Regions from separate parts of the Homo sapiens genome. Here region 2 is linked to region 1. The links are chromatin contacts, found by Hi-C in ENCODE. All regions are on one chromosome and are shown on one strand. The core of a region is the stretch at or near the end of the contact, and the rest is flanking DNA. Distances in the headings are between cores, read along the strand shown.

What was found. A loop is a pair of places that touch in the nucleus more often than their neighbours do. Pooled maps may share reads with other maps.
Region 2: a loop to region 1 is called in a map of PC-3, with 4 times the contacts of the local background. The contact joins two enhancer-like sites. A Hi-C loop is called at or near these places in 2 of 168 maps with a recorded cell type or tissue (PC-3 and ascending aorta) and 1 of 50 pooled maps.

What each region holds. Positions count from the first base shown.
Region 1 is chr4:53,731,791-53,738,371 of GRCh38, reverse strand. LOC100506444 (a long non-coding RNA gene) reads right to left here. Exons shown (of 3, transcript NR_125918.1): 3 at 4,014-5,185. Among named protein-coding and RNA genes, the nearest start is that of LNX1-AS2, 140 kb to the right of the region's middle. Within about 2 kb of position 3,576, at least 2 of the 41 ENCODE cell types and tissues checked have a DNase peak (open chromatin) inside an H3K27ac peak, as active enhancers do; they include PC-3, where a contact is called at or near this core.
Region 2 is chr4:53,778,020-53,784,971 of GRCh38, reverse strand. No RefSeq gene overlaps it. Among named protein-coding and RNA genes, the nearest start is that of LNX1-AS2, 190 kb to the right of the region's middle. Within about 2 kb of position 3,936, at least 3 of the 41 ENCODE cell types and tissues checked have a DNase peak (open chromatin) inside an H3K27ac peak, as active enhancers do; they include PC-3, where a contact is called at or near this core.

The DNA.
Region 1 (6,581 bases), core at 2,327-4,826:
CAATGTTCATCAAGGATATTGGTCTAAAATTCTCCTTTTTCGTTGTGTCTCTGCCCGGCTTTGGTATCAGGATGCTGCTGGCCTCATAAAATGAGTTAGGGAGGATTCCCTCTTTTTCTATTGATTGGAATAGTTTCAGAAGGAATGGTACCAGTTCCTCCTTGTACCTCTGGTAGAATTCGGCTGTGAATCCAGCCGGTCCTGGACTCTTTTTGGTTGGTAAGCTATTGATTATTGCCACAATTTCAGAGCCTGTTATTGGTCTATTCAGAGATTCAACTTCTTCCTGGTTTAGTCTTGGGAAGGTGTATGTGTCGAGGAATTTATCCATTTCTTCTAGATTTTCTAGTTTATTTGCATAGTGGTGTTTGGAGTATTCTCTGATGGTAGTTTGTATTTCTGTGGGATCGGTGGTGATATCCCCTTTATCATTTTTTATTGCGTCTATTTGATTCTTCTCTCTTTTCTTCTTTATTAGTCTTGCTAGCGGTCTATCAATTTTGTTGATCCTTTCAAAAAACCAGCTCCTGAATTCATTAATTTTTTGAAGGGTTTTTTGTGTCTCTATTTCCTTCAGTTCTGCTCTGATTTTAGTAATTTCTTGTCTTCTGCTAGCTTTTGAATGCGTTTGCTCTTGCTTTTCTAGTTCTTTTAATTGTGATGTTAGGGTGTCAATTTTGGATCTTTCCTGCTTTCTGTTGTGGGCATTTAGTGCTATAAATTTCCCTCTACACACTGCTTTGAATGTGTCCCATAGATTCTGGTATGTTGTGTTTTTGTTCTCATTGGTTTCAAAGAACATCTTTATTTCTGCCTTCATTTCGTTATGTACCCAGTAGTCATTCAGGAGCAGGTTGTTCAGTTTCCATGTAGTTGAGCGGTTTTGAGTGAGTTTCTTAATCCTGAGTTCTAGTTTGATTGCACCGTGGTCTGAGAGACAGTTTGTTATAATGTCTGATCTTTTACATTTGCCGAGGAGAGCTTTACTTCCAACTATGTGGTCAATTTTGGAACAGGTGTGGTGTGGTGCTGAGAAAAATGTATATTCTGTTGATTTGGGGTGGAGAGTTCTGTAGATGTCTATTAGATCTGCTTGGTGCAGAGCTGAGTTCAATTCCTGGGTATCCTTGTTAACTTTCTGTTTCGTTGATCTGTCTAATGTTGACAGTGGGGTGTTAAAGTCTCCCATTATTATTGTGTGGGAGTCTAAGTCTCTTTGTAGTGTACCTTTTTAATGTTTAGATACACAGATACCAATTTGTTATAATGACCACAGTATTCAGTAGAGTTACATGCTGTACAGCTTTGTAACCTAAGAGCATTAGGCTATACCTTCGAGGATGTGTGGGTTCACTCTGTGATGTTTACACAGCAACAAAATCATATAACAACACATTTCTCAGAACATATTTCCATCATGAAGTAATGCATGACTATATTAATTTTCTCTATCATGTGTATGTTATAAATCTTTTATCTTTAACTATGCTATTAAAAACTGTCTCTTTTCAAAGTAATTTTAGACAATTGCAGAATGCAAGAGATTTTTTTTGTCTATAAAATGGAGCTAATGATGCTTCCTACTGCATAATATGTTGTGAAAATTAAATGAGATTATATGTGTAAACTTCTAAGCAGAGTAAATATGTTGACTCTTTCTAAAATCATTTTTATTATATTTTCTGATCAGAGATCATTATTTTTCTCTCTCCCTAATTCTATTTAGGTCACCTGGAAGAGAAGGTGTCTGGATTTTTTTCCAATGAGTACATATTACTTTTATGTTTAACAATTTAATATGCAAGAATAATAACTTTTTGTGTTTTAAAAAATGAAACAGCTCATTATAAAGTAAGCAATGAAGAAAAGTAAAAATAATTTTTATTAGTAACCCCAAATGATTATTATTAGGTGGATATTTCACATCTTTCTAAGTAGATATATAGATTACAATGTTTTCAGTTTCAAAAATATATGTAAAATCCAAGTCGAATTGCTTTAACACATGGAAATGTATTGATTTGTGTAACCGACATCCAGAGACAGAGTGATCTTCAGGGTTGGCCTGATCCAGCTTCCAGTCGCTGTCTATGGGGCAGAAGTCTTCACTTGCAGTGGTGAAAAATGTCTGTAGCAGCTCCAGGTTTTGCGTCTTTAAACCAACAAGTCCAGAGGGAGAGAGGGAGTTTCCTATGGTGAGCTTCTCTTAAAAGCTGAGAAGCTCCTTCTTCAGAATTCTCCGCCAAGCCTTCCTTCATGTTTCACTGGCCTGAGCTGGGTCACAAGCCCATTCCAGATTCTACTGCAGGAATATGCCACACCCTGGTTGGTTTTGACCTGAGTTCCCTGGGATAAGGAATTATCCTTAGCCCAATCATTCCACCCTGGCCCTGGAGCTGGGTTCACAGTCCCCTGAAGTACTTAGGTTGCCTGGCAGAGAGATGGAAATCTGAATGAAAATCCAGTTACTATTTGGAAAGGAGAGGAGAGGAAAGAGAAATGTATGCCGCATTAGTCCATTCTCACCCTGCTATGAAGAAATACCCAAGACTGGGTAATTTATAAAGAAAAGAGGTTTAATTAACTCACAGTTCCACATGGCTAGGGAGGCCTCAAGAAACTTACAATCATGGCAGAAGGCACCTCTTCACAGGGCGGCAGGAGAGAGAATGCGTGTCAAGTGAAGGGGGAAGCCCCTGATAAAACCATCAGATATTTTGAGAACTCACTCGCTATCATGAGAACAGCATGGGGGAAATTCTCCCCATGATTCAATTATCTCCACCTGGTACCTCCCTTGACATATGGAGATTTTAAAATTCAAGGTGAGATTTGAGTGGGGACACAGAGTCAAGCCATGTCATATGCTAAAGAGAGATTGAAAGAGAAACAGACATAGACAGGCAAAAATATTTTTACATAAAGATGATCATATTATACACATTCTTCAAAAAACTAATGGATTTAATGTTACTTGAATTGAACATTAGAAAAGTAAAACTAACATAAAACTGAAAATTTGTTGCCCTTTCATTAAATATTCTTTACCACAGGAGATACTATTTGCTCAATATTCCCTCTTGGGGAAATAAGGTTAAGAAAAGATACTATGAAAAATGTTAAAATGTTGGAGTCATTATTTTTTTAGCAACATGTTTCAGTTTTAGACAATATTGAATGACTCACACATCGGAAAGATGAGTAAATCTTTAGACTTGTACTTCCTCCCATCTCCCTACCCCTCACTTCCCAATTTTGGCTCTAATATTATTTTTACAATATCTTTGCTTATAATATTCACATTCTGTTGTGGAAACATTAATCCCGTAATTGTTTAATACCATGAGTTCCATACTCAAATGAATTATGTGTTCCTAAGAAGTCTTTTTTATCCCAGACTCTATATTTCCAAATATTTTATTTCTATTCATCTCTAAATTGACTGTTCATCACTGAATAATTCCTCTCAAGAAGGACTCATGAGTGTGTGTTCCCTGAGTTCTGTCGTGGGTCAGAATATTTATCTGTGACTTTTATACTGAAACTCATTCTGGATGGGTGAAATACTCTTGAGTCACACTTTCCCTTGGAAATCCTAGGTAGTGCTTTATTATAGCTTGGCATGCAAAATTGATTGTTAGTGTCAAAGGCAACCCTAACTGGCTTCCTTTACTTTTTATGTCCTATGCCAAAATACTTTTTAAAAAAGTCCTTGAAGTTTGATAAGTTAATGAGGATATGTCTCAGTGCTGATCATTTAGTATTTGTTTTTCTTGGGTCATGGTGTGCTCTTTCAATCTGCAGATTCGTTTCTGCATTTGTCAGAGCAATTTTTTTTGTTTTATAGCTTTGAATATTTTGTCTGTCCTATTTGCAGATTGTCTACAACCAGGCTTAAGAACTAGGCTGAAATTGCTTTGTGCTTTTCACATGCAATTTCTATCTTTATCTTAAGGATTTTTTTCTGTCTGTAAGCTTATTTTGAGTTGTGCCTATTCAGCTTTTTTTTTTTTGATGATTTTTATCTATTTATCAGTTCTATAATAATGTCGTTTTGAATGAAAACACTTGGACACAGGGCGGGGAACATCACACACCCGGGCCTGTCGTGGGGTTGGGCGACGGGGGAAGGGATAACATTAGGAGAAATACCTAATGTAAATGACGAGTTGATGAGTGCAGCAAACCAACGTGGCACATGTATACCTATGTATCAAACCTGCACATTGTGCACATGTACCCTAGAACTAAAGTATCATTAAAAAAAAATAATATTGTTTTGGTCTTTAATTTGTTTCTATAGGACAGTAGAAAATCACTTTTCCAGATCATTCTCTTGTTTCATCATTTCCTCTTTGGGACCCACTATGTTGAATTCATATTGTTATTAACCTGTTCTATAACCTAAAGCATTCAAGGAAAACAATATGCCCTGCTAATTTGTTTCTTTTCAGATTAATAGCTTTTGATTCAATTTTTCAATATTTTGGTAATCCAAGTCTTCCAAAGTGAGCACAGAGAAACTACTTTTCTAAAATCTCTCCTTCCTTCCTTTGTCCTCCCCTTTTTGAAGTCTATGACGTTAGGTTGCTCCCATTTCTTTGTGTTCTTGCTGTTGCTGTTTTTTTGTGGGTTTTTTTTTTTTTGCTGATTTTTATTATTTTTATTCATATTTTAGATGTTGGAGGAGGAGAGTCTTTATTTTGCCTTTATTCTGCCATCCTTCTTCAGAAGTCTATATTGTTTATATTTATTTTCATTTGTTTAAGCCAAGAAAAAGTGACCTCCATTTTTTAAAAAAGAATCAATGAGATCATGTATGTGAGGTTCATCAAAAACTTAAAAATACTATGCAAACACTATTTTTAAAAGATTAAAATCGTAGAATTTTAAGATTGGACTAAACCTAGCGTCTTGTGTTTTAACCGCATACTCAACTCAGAAATCCACACGCAGCATTCCTGATGATGGCTTCTGCTGCTCTCTGTGATGGGGAACTCGCTCCTTGGCAGAGCATATCATTTAGTAAATGCACAGCTCTTGCAGTTAGTAATTATCTATTATAAGGCCAAATGTGCTTTCTGGAACTTTCTGGAACTTCAGCCATAATTTCTAGTTCTGCCGGACTTAGTAGGTGATACAATGGTCACATTCAAAGTTGTCACGATGTAGAGACACTGGCATCCTGAAGAGAAAAAATGAAAACTAAAAGATTCAGTGTGTTTGTATAGGAACCATACAGATCACAATAATTTGTGTGAACTGTTTTCTATTTGTATCCAAAAACATGCGGCAGAAAAAAAATGTTTTTAACAGTGAAAATGTCTGATTAACTTTGTAGCAAGTTTTTCTCTGAATTTAACTGAGTCCCACAAAATCCTTACTCAACACTCACAGATAGCTGCTCCTAGAAATGTTGTCAACCATTTAAAAAACTAAATGGAGTGTTGCTGATATCTGGCCATTATCACCTTTCTTTGCCACTCAAGCTGCTGAATAAGCACTTGTTGAGGGAGAAACACATTTCCCAGTGTTCAAACCACTTAGGAGGAAGCAGCCCAAGGACCACTTCCTAGTCTGCACACTCTGGCTTGGTGGGGCCACACAATCCATTTAGAAATAGTGTTTGCACAAATAACTGTTCCCGTAGCCAAATGTTTTAAACATACTTTAAACAAATCTTTTCAAGAATTCTAATTCTAACCTGTATCAGAAATGTGTTAAAATTCTGCAGACCTTTTTGCATTTTGTGTCAGCTCAAGTTTCCCTTGAAAATGTTTAGGAACTTCTATTAATCTTTTATTCTCCTTTTGAGAGTGAATTTTCTGGCATCAGAAGTTTCTAAGGCAATTGCATGGCACTTCAATACTGACCACTTAGGAATTAGGTAAGAGGCAGATAATGGAAGCATAAGGGGAGCATGGAGACCCATGTTAAAGGACCCCTGACTCTCTCCTAGTCCCACCTTCACCTCCATTGAAGGCCAATGTGCTTTGCACATTCTTCTCACAGCCTCCACAATAAACAGTGACGTTTCTGTGCTTGTGGAAGCCGGTAATGCCATTCGGTGGGGTTTCATTTTTAGACCAACACACACAAACTTTAAGTCATCCTCATTGAATTCTATAATTCAAAAAGCCTTTCTTTCCTTCCTTCTTTCTGTCCTTCCTTCCTTCCTTCCTTTTTATATTTTATTTTATTTTATTTATTTATTTTTTTGACAGGGCCTGGCCTGTCATCCAGGCTGGAGTGCAGTGTCGCAATCACGGCTCACTGCAGCCTCAGCCCACCAGGCTCAAGTGATTCCCCCACCTCAGCCTCCCGAATAGCTGGGATTACAGACGCACGCAACAATGTCTGGCTCTTTTTTTAATTTTGTAGAGACAGAGTCTCTCTATGTTGCCAGGGCTGGTCTCGAACTCCTGGGCTTAAGCGATCCTCCCTCCTTGGCCTCCCAAAATACTAGGATTACAGGTGTGAGCCATTGTGCCCAGCCCGAAGAACCTTTCTTAGAATCTTAATTTTTGTTTTTCCTCCTGAGGACTGGGTCAGTATTCTCTTCAGTTACCTCAGCCTTTTCC
Region 2 (6,952 bases), core at 2,687-5,186, 46 kb before region 1:
CAGGTTTATCCAGCAAAACAGAACCAATTGATGGATATATAAGACAGTGTGGTTGCTCTTAAGAAAATCTATACTTTCTATTGGTGATGTGTGTGTGTGTCTGTGTGTGTGTTTGTGTGTGTGGAGGGAGAGAGAGAGAGAGAGAGAAAGGGATATATAAAGACAGACAGAGTTTTGTTTTACAAAGTAGTCTGGGTGTGGAGGCTCATACCTGTAATCCCAGCACTTTGGGAGGCGAAGGCAGAAGGATCACTTGAGCCCAGGAATTCAAGACCAGCCTGGGGAAGATGGTGAAACTTCATCTCTACAGAAAATAAAAATAAAAGTAGCCAGGCATGGTGGCCAATGTCTGTGATCCCAGCTACATGGAAGGCTGAGACAGGAGAACTGCTTGGGCCCAGGAGGTTGAGGCTGCAATGAGCTATGTTCATGCCACTGCACCCCAGCCTCTGTGACAGAGTGAGACCCTGTCTCAAAAAAAAAAAAAAAAAATGCTCACACAATTGTGGGCTGGCAAATCTAAAATCTACAGGTCAGGCCAGCAGGCTGGAAACCCAGGAAAGAGTTGCTATTGCAGCTTGAGTCCAGAGTCAGCCTGCAAGCAGAATTCTCTTTCTCGGGGATGCCAGTCTTTTTCTCATAAAGTCTTCAACTGATTGGATGAGGCTCACCCATATTATGGATCTGCCTTACCTGAAGCCTACTAATTTAAATGTCAATCTCATCTAAAATTATTTTTATAGCAACAACATCTAGACTGGTGTTTGATCAAATACCTGGGTACTACTACGGCTTAGCTAAGTTGACACGTAAAATTAACCATCATGCTCATCATCCTATTATTTTCTTTGGGCTCCTCAAATTAGTCACAGGTACTAGATAATAAAGTTGTGGCTCTGTCATCCTTTACTGGAATGACCAAAAAGAACAGCAATAGATTATCCCTAAATGGCATATCCTATCTGTTAGAAATGTACTTGGCTGTAAGTGACAAAAATCAAAAACAATGAATTGAAGGGAAGAGTTTATTTTTCTCTCATATCAAGAAACCCAGTGAACCCAGTACAGGTGCAGTGGCTCACACCTGTAATCCCAGCACTTTGGCAGGCCAAGAAGAGAGGACTGCTTGAGCCCAGGGGTTTGAGACCAGCCTGGGAAACATGGCAGAACCCCATCTTCAAATAATAAAAATTAGCTGGGCATGGCAAAATGAGCCTGTAGTACCAGCTGCTCAGGAAGCTGAGATGGATCACTGGAGCTCAGGAGATTGAGGCTGTAGTGAGCCAGGATTGCACCACTGCACTCTAGCTGGGGTGACAGAGCAATACCCTGTCAAAAAGAAAAAAAAAAGAGAGAGAGAGAGATAAAGAAACAATAAGAGACCGTAAGAAGAAGAAAAAAGAGATAAAGAGGCCATAAGAGAACCATACTCTTTCTATCTTTTGCTTTGCTATCTTAATGTGTCAGATTTCCCCCAACACTTATTGTCTCATAGTTTCATATTAGCTGCAATAGCTCCAGATATCACATGAACATTCAAGGCACAGAAAAACCAGGGTGGAAAGAGAGAGTGGCTTTTTCCCTCCTGGAATCCTCCCCTGCAGTCTTCCACTTGTTCCATCAACAGCACTGTCACATGGCCACCTTGAGCTGCAAGGGAGGCTGGGAAAACAAGTACTTCTCAGAGCTGGGCACATTGATGTTCCAAACAGAACTAGAGCTCTATTGGCCAAAAAAAAAAAAAAAAAAAAAAAAAAAGGCAGGGGTGGATATCATTATTGAATGAGTAACTCAATAATCATATTGAGTGAATCATTGTAAACTGTCCCTTGTCTGCCACAAGGACAGTTTGCATTGATTTTTATCTGGATTTGAAAAGTGTTTATTGAATTATGCATTTAGTCGTTCTTTCAGAAAACATCTTCCATAGGATGGTTTTGAGATACCATGTTGTGTAAGACAGTGCACTTGCTCTTAAGAAAATTAAATCTGTACTGGAGTTTTCCAAGAACAAACCACTTGTTAGGAGAGAGGCGTTTAGAAGAGGAATACCCAACTCACGCTTCAGGAAGTGGCAGGTGGAGAAACTGAGACAGCTTCCAAGAGGAGATGGTGGTAGAACAAAGATGGTAGAAGAAAGGATGGCTAGGAGTTGGTCTTAAGGATGAGGAGGCTGAAATAAGGCAAAAGCCAAAGGTCCAAGGTATGAGAGTGTGCTATGCAAACCAGTCAGGGTGTCTCCAGGAAAACAGGCACCTCTTTAAGGATGTACAGCACAGGGAATGGAAAGCAGGGGATTGGCTATATGGTAGAGAGAGCTGCTGAGAGTTAACACGAGTGATGAGGCAATGCAGAGATTAGCATCAAGAAGCAGGAAGCCACTACCGACTCTGCTAAAGGAAAAAAGAAGGAACCAGAAGCTGAACCACAGTGGACCTGTTTTGGCAAGAGCTGGAACTACAGAGAAGACAGTCACTGCTGCAGAAATCACCCAAGGAAACAAGGAGAGAAATACCCTGGCTTCTCCCTCCTTTCTACCCTCCATTTTTTGCCAGTGTGTCTTCCTGGCCTAACCCAACCAGCTGGAAGTCTGAGACACAAGAGCCTGTGAACTGCAGCCTGCAAGGATCAGCCATCGTGAACTAAAACACAGCAGGCAAAGAGGGAGGATGGATTCAGGGCAAACAGATCCAGGACCAGTACTGCACCTTTAGGGAACTGTGAGTATAACTAGTGTGCCATAATGACAGCCAACATGTATAATAAGCCTTTACTAAATGCCAGAAATTATGCCAGATGTTTAGCATTTTCTATGCATTAACCTCTTTACTTAGTTTAGGTAAGGCACATAAAGAGGAGTGGGAGGAGATGACACTGGGATGTGGAATTAGAGCCAGGCTCACATAACAGAGGGCTCATGTGCCACGCCAACGGGTTTGCACTTTGTCCCGAAGGCACTTGGGAATCAACGAAGGGTTGGAAGAATTATACAGTCCGAGTAGCATTTCCAAAATATCATTTTGTGATCGTGTCTGAAGTTGTGAGGATTGCTAATTCATCAAATAAATAACGGAGGTCTGATGAAGAAGAACTGGGAGTGGGACCAGCTTCCCTTCCTGTTTCCCTCCTCAGAACAAACAGCCTCACTGCTGAACACTTGTGTCATCTGTTGACATAACTCGGATCTTCGTTTACTTTAGCTCAGCAAAACTGGAGTGGCAGACCTTTTTAAAACAAAATATTTATGACTAATCTATACAATAGTTACCATAGTTAATGTATTAATATATTACTCACCTCATTAATACACTTCTGGAGAAATCTACATCCTAGCAATGTTTTACAGAGTTTTTGTTCTATCTTCTAGTTTCTAAAAGTATATTATGGACCTTTTAGTTTTCAACTTTTAAGATAAATCAGTGTTGTTTGTCACTGGGTTGTGGAGGTGGCAGTTGGAGCCAGAACCTCAGATTAACTTGAAGTGTTGATACAATGTTATCACAGAGACAAGACTTATGGCCTTCAAAGGGACATTTAGAATTCCTCTCTTCCAATAACCTCTTTCACAGATGAGAAAAGTGAGCCCACACAGATAAAGCGATTAGCCCAAGGATGTGAAAGTAGTGAGTGGAGGTAGGACTACAACCCAGACTCCCAAACCAGTACTCCTTCCACTCTTGACATTATTGCTAAGGTGTTCAGAGCTAATAAGAAGCTGTCATTTAAAACAATATTACTCAGGTGGTAAAAATTCATCTCACATGGAATTACGCAGAAAAGGGAGTTTATTGGCTCTGGAAATAGTTTTAGGGGATACCAATTTCAGGCATGAGTCAGTCTAGGGAGTCACTATTGTCATCAGGACTAAGCCATGTGCTGTTTCTTGGAAGACTTTCTAGGCTGCTTTCATTCAGTCATGCTCAGCCAGGATGGAGCAAGGTTGTAACCAAATGTCCCAGGCTCTCAACTCATCAGCTTGGTATCTTCAGTGGAAAGGATGTATTTCTTTTCCAAGAATGTGAAAGTCTAGGTATTGAGTTTTATTGGTTTAGTTTGGGCCGTGTGTCCGTTTTTGAACCAATCACTGGAGCCATAGTGAATGGATGGCTCTGATTGGCTAGGTCTGGCTCCTATGTCTGTGCTAGCTTCAGGGGATGGGCTCCACTCTCTGTTTTGGAATTATATATTTGGAAAGTGAGGATGGTAAGATTTCCTGAAGGAATATCAAAGTTCCATCAAAGCAAAAAGGTTAAATGGGTGCTGGGCAGGCACAAACAACTGAAATATACTCCAGACACTGAGACTTATGTCTAGTACAGTGGATTTCTAACATTGGCGAGGTTTTCCTATTGGCTATTATCTTGCTATAGGAAATAATCCCATTTGGGTAAAATGGACTTCTCTTGTGCAAAGTGCATGCTCCACTATGAAATTGAGAGAAGCCAATCGTTCCACGACTTTTAGCCTGTGAAAAGATGATGATCCTGAGTTGAGGTAATATACCTCCACCACCCGCTATGGATCCATGACTGTTGCATCCCAAACAATTCTCTGAGAAACACTCTGTTAACAAAGAAGTTCTTGCCTCAGCTCTGCTTTATAGCCACTCTAGTTAAATAAACTGCATTAAGCATCCAAGATGCCCAGGGAAGCTCAGAGAAAGGAGCTTGAAGTCAGGAGAGTTTGTCTGTTCAGAGCTCTCCCAAAGGAAACAGGGATCCAAATGAATCTGAGCATTGAAATGAAGAAGAATAAGCATGCATGTCAGCATCAGTGTATATTTGGCGGCTTCACTGGACTTGTCATAATCTGTGACAAATTAGCAAAAGCAAGTCAATCTTAGTAAGCAAAAACATATAGGATGTTGTTCCATTGTAATTTAAGCTTTACTGCTTCTATTTTCTGCCTCTGCTCTTTTAGTTCAAAAGTGTATCAAGAATAGTCATGGAAGTTTGACAAAGCATTGTTCATAGGCTTGTTTAAAAGCTACCATCTCTTCGTGGAGAGCAGAGATAAGTGGAGAACTTTGTAAGCATGTTTACAAGGTCAGAAACCATTTTTTTAATCTGAAAAAATAATTTGAATGCATATGGCAAAAGCACAATTCAAAAGTTAAAGGGAAAATGACAAAAATTGAAGAACTATATAACGTATTAAAATCTGATAAAGAATACCTTTTATCTCTTCGATATACTGATTTCTTCCTTTTGGTGTGTATTGCTGTGGGATTGCTGGATCATACAGTAGTTCTGTTTTTAGTTTTTGAGTAACCTCCATACTGTTCTCCCTAAATGCTTGAGGCAATGGATAGCCCAATTACCCTGATTTGATCATTATACACTGTATGCTTGTATCAAAAGATCACATGCACCCTATAAATATGTATAACTATGATGTACCCATAATAATTAAAAATAAAAATTTATTTTAAAAAGAATATATTTTATACATAAAAGGTTCTTACAAAGAAATAGATGAATACCACAACAGAAAAATGGGATAAAAGCATGAATAGCAAATTAATAAAAGAAAAAGAAATGGACAATACATATATGAAAAATTATTTGACCTCACTAGTAATTAAAGAAACAAAATTAAAACAACGAGACACAACTTTTGCTATACTGAATTAGCAAAAGACAGACAATACCCAGTGTTAGTCATGAGTATAAGAGAAGGGAGTATAGACTGATAAAACTTAGAGTGGGGGTTAAATGTTGAGAAAGTTGTAATTTGGCAACAATCATTCTAAGAAGCCACATAACATACATATCTTTGACTCAACCCCTCTAAAAATTTATCCTAGAGAAATAAGTTAGGAAATATTTAGCTACGGGGAGTTTTTGATAAGAAAATACTGGAAATAAGGCTTGGCATGGTGGCTCATGCCTGTAATTCTAGCACTTTGGGAGGCTGAGGCAGGCGGATCAATTGAGGTCAGGAGTTTAAGACCAGTGTGGCCAACATGGGGAAACCTCGTCTCTACTAAAAATACAAAAAATTAACCGAGTGTGATGGCACATGCCTGTAGTCCCAACTACTCGGGAAGCTGAGGCAGGGGAATCACTTGAATCTGGGAGGCGGAGGTTGCAGTAAGCCAAGATCGCACCACTGCACTCCAGCCTGGGTGACAGAATGAGACTCTGTCTCAAGAAAAAAAAAAAGAAAGAAAGAAAAGAAAATACTGGAAATAACCAAGCTGTCCAATTGAGAATTAGTTAAATATATTATGACACTTTCATTGCATGCATCATTAAGTGAGAAAATTTAAAATATAAATAAGAGGTTAGTGTAATCTCCCATTTGGTTTTATATATAAAGGCTTTGAGGAATATTCAAGAAATGTTAACAGTGATTTTCTTTTTTGCCCATTTGTAGTTTCTAGTTTATCACAAATGAACTTAAATGGGAAATATAACGATAAAAAAGAAAGAAAAGGAATGTTAAACTGCCTAGGTTAATGGAGGCTTTTCTCTAGCATCTCTCTCTCCCTCTTCTGGGAAAAGGAATAGTACTTCTGCTCCTTTCTGGGATGCTTCTACAAATCCCTCAGGAAGACAGAACTGAAACATCCATTTGCTCTGCACAGAGAGGATTCTGATTTAATGACGGGGATCTGTGCTTGGCTCCTCCTGAGTTTGAGAGAGTCTCTGAGCAGTGATAAGCAAGCTTGCTCAAAAAGGAGGCTTTTCATCTTTATGCCTAGACAAATAATTCTGAGGCTGAACTAAGGCTGGCTCACTATATCAATGTTAAGGAAAAAAGGCTTTTCACATGCAGTAGGCAAGATTTCTGTTTATTTTAGATAGAAAATGTTTCTTGAATTCCCCACTGTCTTTGCACACAGATATTTATCAGCTTTTATGAAAAAAGAGGAAAAATAAAAGAGAAGACAAAAAGAGTTCAATAAGCCCAGTTTGTCTACAGACCCTATCTTGTGTATGTTTTAAGA